Regions from separate parts of the Homo sapiens genome. Here region 1 is linked to region 2. The links are chromatin contacts, found by POLR2A ChIA-PET in ENCODE. All regions are on one chromosome and are shown on one strand. The core of a region is the stretch at or near the end of the contact, and the rest is flanking DNA. Distances in the headings are between cores, read along the strand shown. Region 1 holds the start of PPP2R1A (protein phosphatase 2 scaffold subunit Aalpha). Region 2 holds the start of ZNF382 (zinc finger protein 382).

The links. ChIA-PET counts read pairs that join two places held with the same protein, here RNA polymerase II (POLR2A).
Region 1: POLR2A ChIA-PET joins it to region 2 with 12 read pairs in B cell. The contact joins the promoter of PPP2R1A here to the promoter of ZNF382 in region 2. POLR2A ChIA-PET finds 5 or more read pairs at or near these places in 3 of 52 experiments (B cell, CD4-positive, alpha-beta T cell and CD8-positive, alpha-beta memory T cell).

The regions. Positions count from the first base shown.
Region 1 is chr19:52,188,337-52,193,580 of GRCh38, forward strand. PPP2R1A (protein phosphatase 2 scaffold subunit Aalpha) reads left to right here and starts at 1,716. Exons shown (of 15, transcript NM_014225.6): 1 at 1,716-1,838. The coding sequence starts at 1,761. RefSeq lists enhancers at 306-1,273, 922-1,051, 1,082-1,131, 1,142-1,361, 1,274-2,241 and 3 more.
Region 2 is chr19:36,602,976-36,608,367 of GRCh38, forward strand. ZNF382 (zinc finger protein 382) reads left to right here and starts at 2,338. Exons shown (of 5, transcript NM_032825.5): 1 at 2,338-2,372; 2 at 4,577-4,647. It also overlaps a transcript of ZNF529 not described here. RefSeq lists enhancers at 1,610-1,749, 2,730-2,789 and a silencer at 2,310-2,369.

The sequences.
Region 1 (5,244 bases), core at 466-2,965, about 16 Mb after region 2:
TCACCCTGAGGTCAGGAGTTTGAGACCAGCCTGGCCCAAAGTGGTGAAACCCCGTCTCTACTAAAAATACAAAAATTAACCGGGCGTTGTGGTAGGCGCCTGTAATCCCAGGTACTCTGGAGGCTGAGACAGGATAATTGTTTGAACCCAGGAGACAGAGGCTGTAGTATGCCGAGATCGGGCCCCTGCATTCTAGCCTGGGCAACAGAGCGAGACTCCGTCTCAAAAAAAAAAAAAGAAAAAGAAAAAGAAGAAAAAAGAAATAGATGCTGTGGGTATTCAGATCTGTCAGAGTGCTAGCTCAGCCTAGCCCTTCAAGTAGCAGAATAAAGGAGGAAAGAGCATCCCAGGCCTTCCCATCCCCATTCAACTCCCTCAGTTAGAGTGGTCCTAAGATTGCGGTGGGGGGGTAGGGCTGTGTTGAAGAGGTTAAAAACAGAGATTAGTCAGATCCAATCCTGCTCCCACTCTATGGAGGAAACAAATTCGAATACATAGTCACAGCCCAGGCTCTGGGATTGAGAGACAGAGAGAGAGATTGGATTGGAGAGAGAGAGAGAGAGAGATGGGATTGGAGAGACAGAGAGATAGATGGGACTGGAGAGACAGAGAGAGGGGTTCTGTGGCTCTGGAAGCCTAGAGAACAGAGCCTGAAGACAGAGAGGAAAGGGAGTAAAGGGGAGGCATTTATGCAGAGATCTCAGAAGTGAATATGAAAGGCACCCCTAGCAGAACGCACAGCTTGGGCAAGGAGGCTTGCTGGCATGAAAACGCAAGAAGTGCTCAGGCAGCTGTAATTCTCCAGGACATCAGATAAAAGGTAAAAAACAGATGGGAGACGCGCCTAGACAGGGTATTGAATACCAGCCCGAGGGGCTTGGGTTTCATCCAAACAGCAAGGCAACTGAGCTCAACACAGTGAGACTCGGTCTCCACAAACATTTTTTTAAAAATTGGCCGGGCCTAGCGGCGCGCGCCGATAGTCCCAGCTATTTCTGCAGGCTGAGGCGAGAGGATCATTTGAGCTCGGGGAGGTCCAGGCGGCAGTGAGCCAAGATCCTGCCACTGCACTACAGTCTGGGCAACAGAGCGAGACCCTGTCTTTAAAAAAGTAAAAAAAAAAAAAAAAAAAAAAGAAAGAAAAAGAAAAAAGAGAGAAGGGCAAGTCGCTCCCTTCTCTGGGCCTTGGCATAAATCAAGCACAAATCAAAGTCTCACTCCCTCCTCCTGCCGCGCAACGGCGCGGAGAGCCAGCCAGCCAGCCAGCGGAACCACGGCCTGGTAACCCAAAACCTGCACACCCTCCAGCTCCCCACAGGACGTCACGTATTACCACCGACGCACGCGCAGAAGCCTTCCCGGGGACTCAAGAAAGGGCAGGCTTAGCCTCCTCCCCATGTCGCCCCTCATTGGCTAGAAACTACTGCTCGTCTCGGTCGTTGTTAGCAGCGACCAGGGCGGGTACAATCTTGGTCGCTAGGACACGGCTAACTTCCGCTTTCTTCCCCCTCTCCTAGGCTCAAACTAGTCAAATCTTGTTCACTCGACCAATGGCAAATCGGAAGTGGGCGGGACTTCACAAGTCCGGACCAAAGAAACGCGAGCTTAGCCCTGGGTAGCGCGGCCAATGGCCGTGGAGCAGCCCCTGTAAACTGGCTCGGGCGCCCCCACGCCCGCCCTTCCTTCTTCTCCCAGCATTGCCCCCCCCACGTTTCAGCACAGCGCTGGCCGCAGTCTGACAGGAAAGGGACGGAGCCAAGATGGCGGCGGCCGACGGCGACGACTCGCTGTACCCCATCGCGGTGCTCATAGACGAACTCCGCAATGAGGACGTTCAGGTCCGGAGGCTACGGGGGACTTGGGGAAGACGCGGAGGGGTACCTGGGGGCACGGGCGGCCCTCGCGGAGAAGACTCAGCGTTCGCTGGGAGTGGCGGAAGGGGGCGACGGCCAATCAGCGTGCGTCTCTTATCTCCCCGGTTGCCCGGACTCCTTGAGACGGCGCTCCCGATTGGGTGTCGGCCCAGTGGAGGGCGGGGGCCAGCGCTAGCCTCGAGGGTCCCGGGCCTGCCCTGTGCGCGCGGCGGTCCGCGGTCCTGGGAGGTTGTGGCCAGGGCTGGGGTCTGCGGACTGGGTCTGGGAGAGAGGAGGACTCCGTGATTGGCGGCGGCCTCTGAATGGCCTCTTGGGGATGTGGGGCGCGCATGACTTGCTCCAAGTAGGGGAGGGCCGCCGGGTGGGTCGGGACCTGGGAAGGTTTTTTTGTTTTCTGGGTTTCGACTGCTGGGCCAAGTGGGGACCGAGAGGCGAAGGCCTGCCATCCTAATTCCTGCTCTTCCTCCGCCTCTCATTTTGGTTTAGGTGTCCTAAGAGGACGGGGACGCAAAAACACCCCCCCACCAAAGGTGGGGACTAGCCAAGTTTAGGAGCGAATTAGGTTGTAGAAACCCGCCTCCCCATCTCCCCGGATCCTCCCATTGACCAGGATAGGGGTTGAGGGATTTGCTAAGCAGATGAACATTTATTTATTTCTTTTTTTTGAGACAGTCTCTGTGTCGCCCAGGCTGGGGCTGGGGAGCAGTGGCGCGATCTCGGCTCAGTGCAACCTCTGCATACCGGGTTCAAACCATCCTCGCCCCTCAGCTCCCTAATTAGCTGCGATTACCGGCGCGAGCCACCACGCCCGACTAATTTTTGTATTTTTAGCAGAGACGGGGTTTCACCATGTTGGCCAGGCTTGGTCGGGAACTCTTGACCTCAAGCGATCCACCCGCCTCGGCCTCCCAAAGTGTTGGAATTACAGGCGTGAGCCACCGCGCCCAGCCCGGATGAACATTCCTGGTTATGGGATGAGGTGACCCAAGGCTCTGAGCCGGGCTGGTGTGGGATTGAGAACAGTTAGAACTGCAAGTCCACCTCCCACCTGCTGTGTGACCTTGTGCAAATTACTTCACCGCTTTGGGTCTCTGTGTTCCATAAAATATGGGCTAATTGTAGTCCTGGTCTTGCTGGAGGGACTTGTGAGGGACTGAACGAATTATGACACAAATAAAAAGTAGAATGGTGTCAGGCCTGTTGTAAGGGCTCGATAAATATTAGCTGTAATTATTGGGAGTGGTGATTAAAGAGGTCCCATCCTCCCTTTAGGTCTGTTTTCCCATTTATAAAATTGGACAAGGTGCACTGGGTAACCTGCCAAACGTGGGTCTCGCCTCCTAGGTTCCTGGTATATCACTGTTTCTGGTGGCATACAGGTTGTGGTTGTATTCCCGGCCCTTCCACTTGTTACTGATTGACAAGGGCAAGTTAGTTAATCTCTCTAGGCCTGTTTCCTCTTCTCTTTAATGGGGTTAATTACCTAGTTCATAGGGCGGTTGTATGAATTCTTTTGTTCAGTAAATATATGCCATGTATGAGATATGATGCTGGGGATATAGTGGAGACACCAGTTGCTATACAGGATCCAGATGTGAAACAGGTCAGCAGAGCTGAATAGATGAGTGTTTGAAAAGTGATGGGAAGGAAACAAATAGGATGTAGTGGTAGCGAATCCATATTGAATTGGGCCTCTATTCTGTGCAGGGCGCTGTTCTAAGCACTGGTATATAGCAGGAACAAGACAGAAAAAACTCTAGGCCTTGGGGAGTTTATTTTGTAGTGAGGAGAGACAGACAATAAACAGAGTATACTGGGGATAAGCATTAGGGAGACAAATAAAAATAAGAGAGATGGGGTATATATAGGGCATGCAGTTTTAAAGTGTGGTCAGGGGAGGCCTTGTTGAGATCCTGTTTGAGAACACGCCTGAAAGCAGAGGGCACAGCAAGTACAAAGTGGGGTGGGGCAGATCCATTTTAAGAAGGCCAATCAGGCAAGGCCCCTCTGAGGATGCAGAGTTTGAGAAGAGATTGAAAGAAGGTGGGGGAGAGCCTCCCAGGAAGAGGGAACAGATATGTAATGGCCTTTTTTTTTTTTTCTTCTTTTTTTGAGACGGAGTCTTGTTGCTCTGTTTCCCAGGCTGGAGTGCACTGACGCGATCTTTGCTCACTGCAACCTCCACCTCCCGGGTTCAAGCAATTCTCCTGCCTCAGCCTCTTGAGTAGCTGGGACTACAGACGCAGGCCACCACGCCTGGCTGATTTTTGTGTGTGTGTTTTTAGAAGAGACTGGGTTTCCCGGTGTTGGCCAGGCTGGTCTCAGACTCCTGATCTCAGGTGATCCTCCTGCCTCGGCCTCCGAAAGTGCTGGAATTACAGGCGTGAGCCACTATGCCCGGCCAGTTTTTTGTTTTTTTTAACTCCAGGATCACTTCCTTCAGCTATCTATCCTCCCATCTTTTCATTCATCCATCCATCCACTAACCAGCAGACATTTGTAGGGAGATGTCTTTGTGCCAGGATCAGAGCTAGGCAGCTTACCGGTTTATTCTAAAGAATATTGCAAAGGATACAGATGAAGACACATGCAGGGTGAGGTGTGGGGGAAGTTGTGTGGAGCTTCCATGCCCTCCCTAGGCATTCCACCCCCCAGGAACCGCGAGGTGTTCATCTGTCTGGAAGCTCCTATGGCTGCTTTTGTGCTACAGCCCAGAGTTGCATGGTTGTAACAGAGATGGCCGCAAAGCTTCAAATATTTGCTGTCTAACCCTTTGCAGGGAAAAAATTGCTGACCTCTGACTTAAACCATCTGCGTAACAAATTATTGGGTGCTTGCTCTATGTTAGGTACAGTACAGAGGAATATCACTGACGATCTTACTGAATTCTCACAATCACTCTTTGAAGTAGGTCCTGTCCTTGTCCACATTTTCCAGATGAGGAAACTGAAGCACCATAAATAACATGGCCAAAGCTGTGCAGCTGAGAAATGAAGGAGCCAGGAAAGGAAGTAGGACCTAAGGGTGGAATAGAATCTGGGGTGGGACACACGGTTGCTGATTATATTCATATGCCAGACATTTTAATTGTGTCTGAGACAGTTCAGGATACTAGAAGGAACATGGGACATGAAATCCTGTAGTCTTGATTTATTTGTTCAGCAAATATTTATCAGCACCTCCTGTGTGCCAGACTCTGTTTTAGATACTAGACATACAGTAGGGAACAAAACAGCAAAGCTGCCCTTGTGGGGTTTACATTCTGGTTTGGGAGACAGATAGTAGATCTGTAGTGGGATGTCAGTGGCAGTAATTGCTAAGAAGAAAAATTGCTGGACGTGGTGGCTCAAGCCTAATTGTAACACTTTGG
Region 2 (5,392 bases), core at 1,088-3,587:
AAGAACTAGCTGGTACCATATAAATCTCCTAAGGTATCCCCTCGGAAAAACTTCCTGCCCTTCTTAACAGCTCTCTCTGCACATACTCTGCAATAATATTCTAACTCCTAAGGTCCTCTAAAACAAAAAAAGTTACTATAACCATTCAAACGATCTCCTATCTTGCTGTTTTTCCACTCATGTCTCTGAAGAAAATCTAAACTATCTAATGTGTAATTCTACCTAAGCAATTGGTCTCCTCCGTAACAAATCACCGTGTGAAGGCAGACTATTTCTATGTCATGAGAATGCTTAAACAAAAAGAGCACACAGGAGAAGTGAACATACTGTCAAGGTGTTATATGAAAATTAACTCTAGGAAGGGCATCTGATGAGGTACTGGAAAGAAGGAGATCTGTCTTCATAATGTCATCAGTAACTGGGAAGAGAAGGACTAGAGACCAGGTAAATAGATAAGTCACTATTTGGTGAGCATTTCAAATGAAGTTATTCCACATCCTGAAAAACAAAAATGCATTTCATAAAACAAAGAAAAAAATCAAAATGACCTCCAGCTTTGCTTTAAAATGTGCAACTACAATGCTTTTCTTCTCTCAGAGCTCTTCTCTTGGAATACAGCAAAATGTGGAAAGAAAGGGAATCACAATATACTCAGCCTTTCTTGGAGCCCAGACAGGCTAAATAAGAACACATTCTTCACCACCGGCAAGCTTCCATAACCCATGCTGAATATGACCAGATGGAAGTATGAGAAAGACTGGAATATTGTTGACTCTTCCCTTCATAAAGAAAAGTCAGGTTCACCAAAGCCTGGGACTGAAATGTTTCTGTATTCACAATAATTTCCTTTAGACAGCTATGAAAATGCTGTGGATCTGCAATATTCAACTTGCCCCCACAGAGCTTCCAAAAGGGATCTTTTGGCTAGGCACGGTGGCTCACGCCTGTAATCCCAGCACTTTGGGAAGCCGAGGCGGGTGGATCACCTGAGGTCAGGAGTTCGAGACCAGTCTGACCAACATGGTGAAACCCCGTCTCTACTAAAAATACAAAAATGAGCCGGGCATGGTGGTGCATGCCTGTAATCCCAGCTACTCGGGAGGCTGAGGCAGGAGAATTGCTTGAACCCGGAAGGCGGAGGTTGCAATGAGCCGAGATTGCGCCACTGCACTCCAGCCTGGGCAACAAGAGCAAAACTCCATCTCACACACACACACAAAATCTTTGGAGAAACGAATCCTACTCCTGGGGCCTCAATATCATATCTTCCCAGAACCTTGCCTTGGGAGCAATTCCAGCTCTAACATCTCCATATCAAACACGAGGCTGTGCATATCAGAACACAGCCTTGTCCATGTGAAACACAAGGCTGTGCTTTTTCAGTTGGAAACTTCATTCTGGATCTCAAATATCCAACTTTCTTTTCGATAGCCATTTGACTGCACACTGTGCAACGTGGTTATAAGGTGAAATGACTGAGGCAGTGAAAGAAATCCCAGTATAACAAACTCCAAGAAACCACGTAACTTAAAATTGGCCCCAGAGGTTGGCGAGGCTGCATGCCACTGTGTATTATGCATTATGAAAGCGACAGGGGCCATGCTTTAGAACAGAAGGTCTCAGAGTCTTCACAGACACAGATCGAGCCATACGGGGACCTTGTCCACGTATTCCTGAGCCCCAGAACTGCAGAAATCAAACTCTACAAAAGCTGCACCAGGCCAGTTTTGATCACAGTCTCCAGTGGGTCACAACAGCGCTGTCACAGGATCACTGATAACAGCATGACACATTCATAGTCACCGCTCAGCGCCGTCACACAAACGGCCCCGCCCCCACTCAGTCCCGCGGGCCCAATCGGGGACAGTCAGGGCTGTCCCGGGCTGTGCACCTGCTGTGCACACACACCCCCTGCTGTGCACACCCCCCGCCCCCCCGGGACCATCACAGGCGCGCCCACTCACACCACCACACACGGACGCAGCCACAGAACGGCACACACAAACACAATCACACAGTCTCCCTCCCCAGCAGGTGACTTGCACACAGGCCTGGGGCTTCTGCCTCCACAAACCCTCTCCGCGTCCCATGAACCCAGGTCCCCTGCCGTGAGCTCTTCTCGCATCCAGACCCGGGTCACCTCAACTCACCACATGGAAAACGAACACCAGGTCAACGGAAAAGGGAGCCGGGGTCCTGGCAGAAGCGTAGTGCCAGCCGCAATAGGGCGGCCGTGGGTGCAAACGGAGGGGAGCGCCGGCAGCTAGCACCGCGCGGCGACTAACGGGCCGCCCCGGAGACTCCTGGGAGCTCAGGCCCACGCGCGAGTGCGCAGGCGCAGACGACTCACCCTGGGCCGGGGGTGAGGCTTGGTGGGTGCCAGGGGTGCTGAGGAGGCCAAGGAGGGCACTGGGAGCTCCGTTCCGGGAGAGCTGTCTAAGGACGCGGAACCGGGTGGGGAGGCCAGGGAGGTAACCAAGAGTCCGAGCCGGGCCTGGAAATTCTGAGGAGGAAACCGGGACCGCGGTATCCAGACGCTCCGATCTGTACGAGCCGGGCCTCGGGCGTGGTCCATGGGCGTGACCTTGAGGGTGACCCGGAGCGAGCTCCGCGAAGGGGGATTTTGCCCGTTCTGATCCCGCGGAAGCGCCATCGCTGGCGGCGGGTCCCCGCGCGGAGCGGGCGCTGTGTGTTCGCGCGCGCGGGCGCGCGCTGAATAGGGGTGGCCTCCTGCGCCCAACCTGCTGCATTTTAGGTGCTTGCCTCTCTTTGGGATGTTGTGGCCGATTGTGTGTGAAAAGTGAACGGAGTAGTGTTGCTGCGCGAGGTTTCCTCTGCGTGTGTCTATTTTTAGATTAGGTGTGAGTCGCATTTGAGACTGCCTTTGAGTGTGGAGAATTGCAAGTGATTTGTAGGTGTGGTTGTGACTGCCTGGAGTCGTGTTAGCTGCTGTCTGAGGTTGTGAATGACAAGTGGGGCCTGTAGGTTGGTGGTTCTCTGAAGGATGTTTGATTGACTGTGACTCTGCATGTGTTTGTAACCTACTGTTACTTCTGGTGGTTTTGTGGCCTTAGTGACCTAAATATTTGAATGATTGAGGAACTCTGTTATGACCATGGCTAGTTGGTTATGTAAGACTTGATTATCTGAATAGTAGCCATTAAGCCTGCCTCCAAAACTGTAACTAAGTAGCAATTTAGCAAATAAAATAGAGATAACAGTATCAGAGGGGAAGAGATGATTTTCATAATTCCCAGATTCATTTCCTGGAAACACCATATTAACTAAAACCAGTATGTTGAAATGAATAGCATTCCATTGGGGACATGCAGGAAATTTTTTTTTTTTTTTTTTTTTTACCATAACTACCACTTTTGTTGTTGTTTTTTGTTTGTTTTAAGACAAGGTCTTGCTCTTTTGCCCAGGCTGGAGTGTAGTGGCATGATCTCTGCTCACTGCCACCTCTACCTCTGAAGTTCAAGTGATTCTCCTGCCCCAGCTTCCTGAGTAGCTGGGACTACAGGCTTGTGCCACCACGCTCGGCTAGTTTTTGTATTTTTAGTAGAGATGGGGTTTCACCATGTTGCCCAGGCTGGTCTTGAACTCCTGACCTCAAGTGATCCCCTCCCCCCGCCCCCTCGGCCTGCCAAAGTACTGGGATTACAGGTGTGAGCCACTGTGCCTGGCATAACTACCACTTTCAACACTTGTATATGAGTGAGGTTTCCTACTCCCTTAGGCTTGCTAAGATAATAAAAAGTATTTGATAGATTTTTAATAAGTCCAGTCTCACTGTAGTAATTAAAATAGTTATTTTGCGGGCCTGGTGCAGTGACTGATGCCTGTAATCCCAGCATTTTGGGAGGCCAAGGTGGGCAGATCACCTGAGATCGAGAATTCGAGACCAGCCTGACCAACATGGAGAAACCCCATCTCTACTAAAAATACAAAATTAGCCGGGCATGGTGGTGCATGCCTGTAATCCCAGCTACTCAGGAGGCTGAGGCAGGAGAATCGCTTGAACCCGGGAGGTGGAGGTTGCGGTCAGTCAAGATTGTACCATTGCACTCCAGCCTGGGCAACAAGAGTGAAACTCTGTCTCAAAAAAAAAAAAAAAAAAGATTATTCTCAACTACAACATAGACCAGATAGGCAAAGATTTAAAAGTTGTCAACTGTCTTCATCAGGGCTTGGGAAGGTATTCTCATCCACTACTATCAGTGTAAATTGGCAAAAAGTCCAAGAAGAACCGTTTGGAAATACACAGTAAACCTGTGGTTAGAGGTAGATGGAAGGCAGAGCTGCAGAGGGAAAAACACAGTGTTCCCTCTCTTCAAGCTAAAACAGGTTCCCCAGAATCCTGTATACTTTACCAAGAGACTGGGTTTCTGGTGTTTGTGAGGGAGCCTGATTTGTCTGTTTTCCCACTAACTACCATCCTGGACATCTGAAGGGTACACAGGGTGGACAAGTGCTGAAATAGTGAACATTCATGCAGATTTAACTGAGTTAATTCTGGGAGTTCTGAGTCAAGTATGGTCTCACATACGTATATCCTCCATCTTTGCTTTCTCAGGACTGTTTCTTTTTCCAAAAGAGGAGCTCAAAAGAGAAAGTTCATCTAGAAATCTCAAAGCCATGTCTCAGGTGAGATGATGTTTCCTCTCTTTCTGAAATAACTTTTTTTCATGGTGTATGAACATGAGCTTCACTGTCCTTTAACCTTCCCTGATATTGGGATTTGCTTCCATGAAATTAGTCTTCAGTCAGGGCCAGATTAGGCTGAGGCAGGCAAGTGGCATGAGGTGAAATATTTAAGGGGTACCCTCAGGGCTGTGCCCTCCTAAATTTTGCATTCTAGGTGCCTCACCTGCCTCACCCTGTATCCAGCCCTGTTCACAATTTCTCCATTCCAACCAAATCAACTTAAGCCTTCCCCAAGTGTACCTTCTGGTTGTACATATTCATTGGGTATATCATTCATCATCTCCTTTCTCAGTCTTCTCACAAACAAACTGCTGGAATAGAAAGGTATTGTCTTGATTTAAATGGGAATATATGGCTTGAATGAATTTAACTTGTCCTGATGCTGATTTGAGACCTAAGCTGTGAGTAGTCATGGAGCAGACGTGGAAAAACCTTGATGATCTCCGCTAGCCTAGGTTTTGCAATGGTACGTTGGGAAATAGAAGTGGTAGATCCCAGCATTAGTTTCTGGAAAGATGTCCTGCTTTGTGAGGTGTTTAGGATAGCAATTTGATTGCAGGCTTGTAAAGGAAACACGTTTTATGTTCCTCCTCTCTGATCTTTTTTCATTCATGTCTGCTAGCCATTCCTACAAATTGTGGGCTGCCAGTGAAAACCTTTCCAGTATTCCAATGCTGTTAGAGAT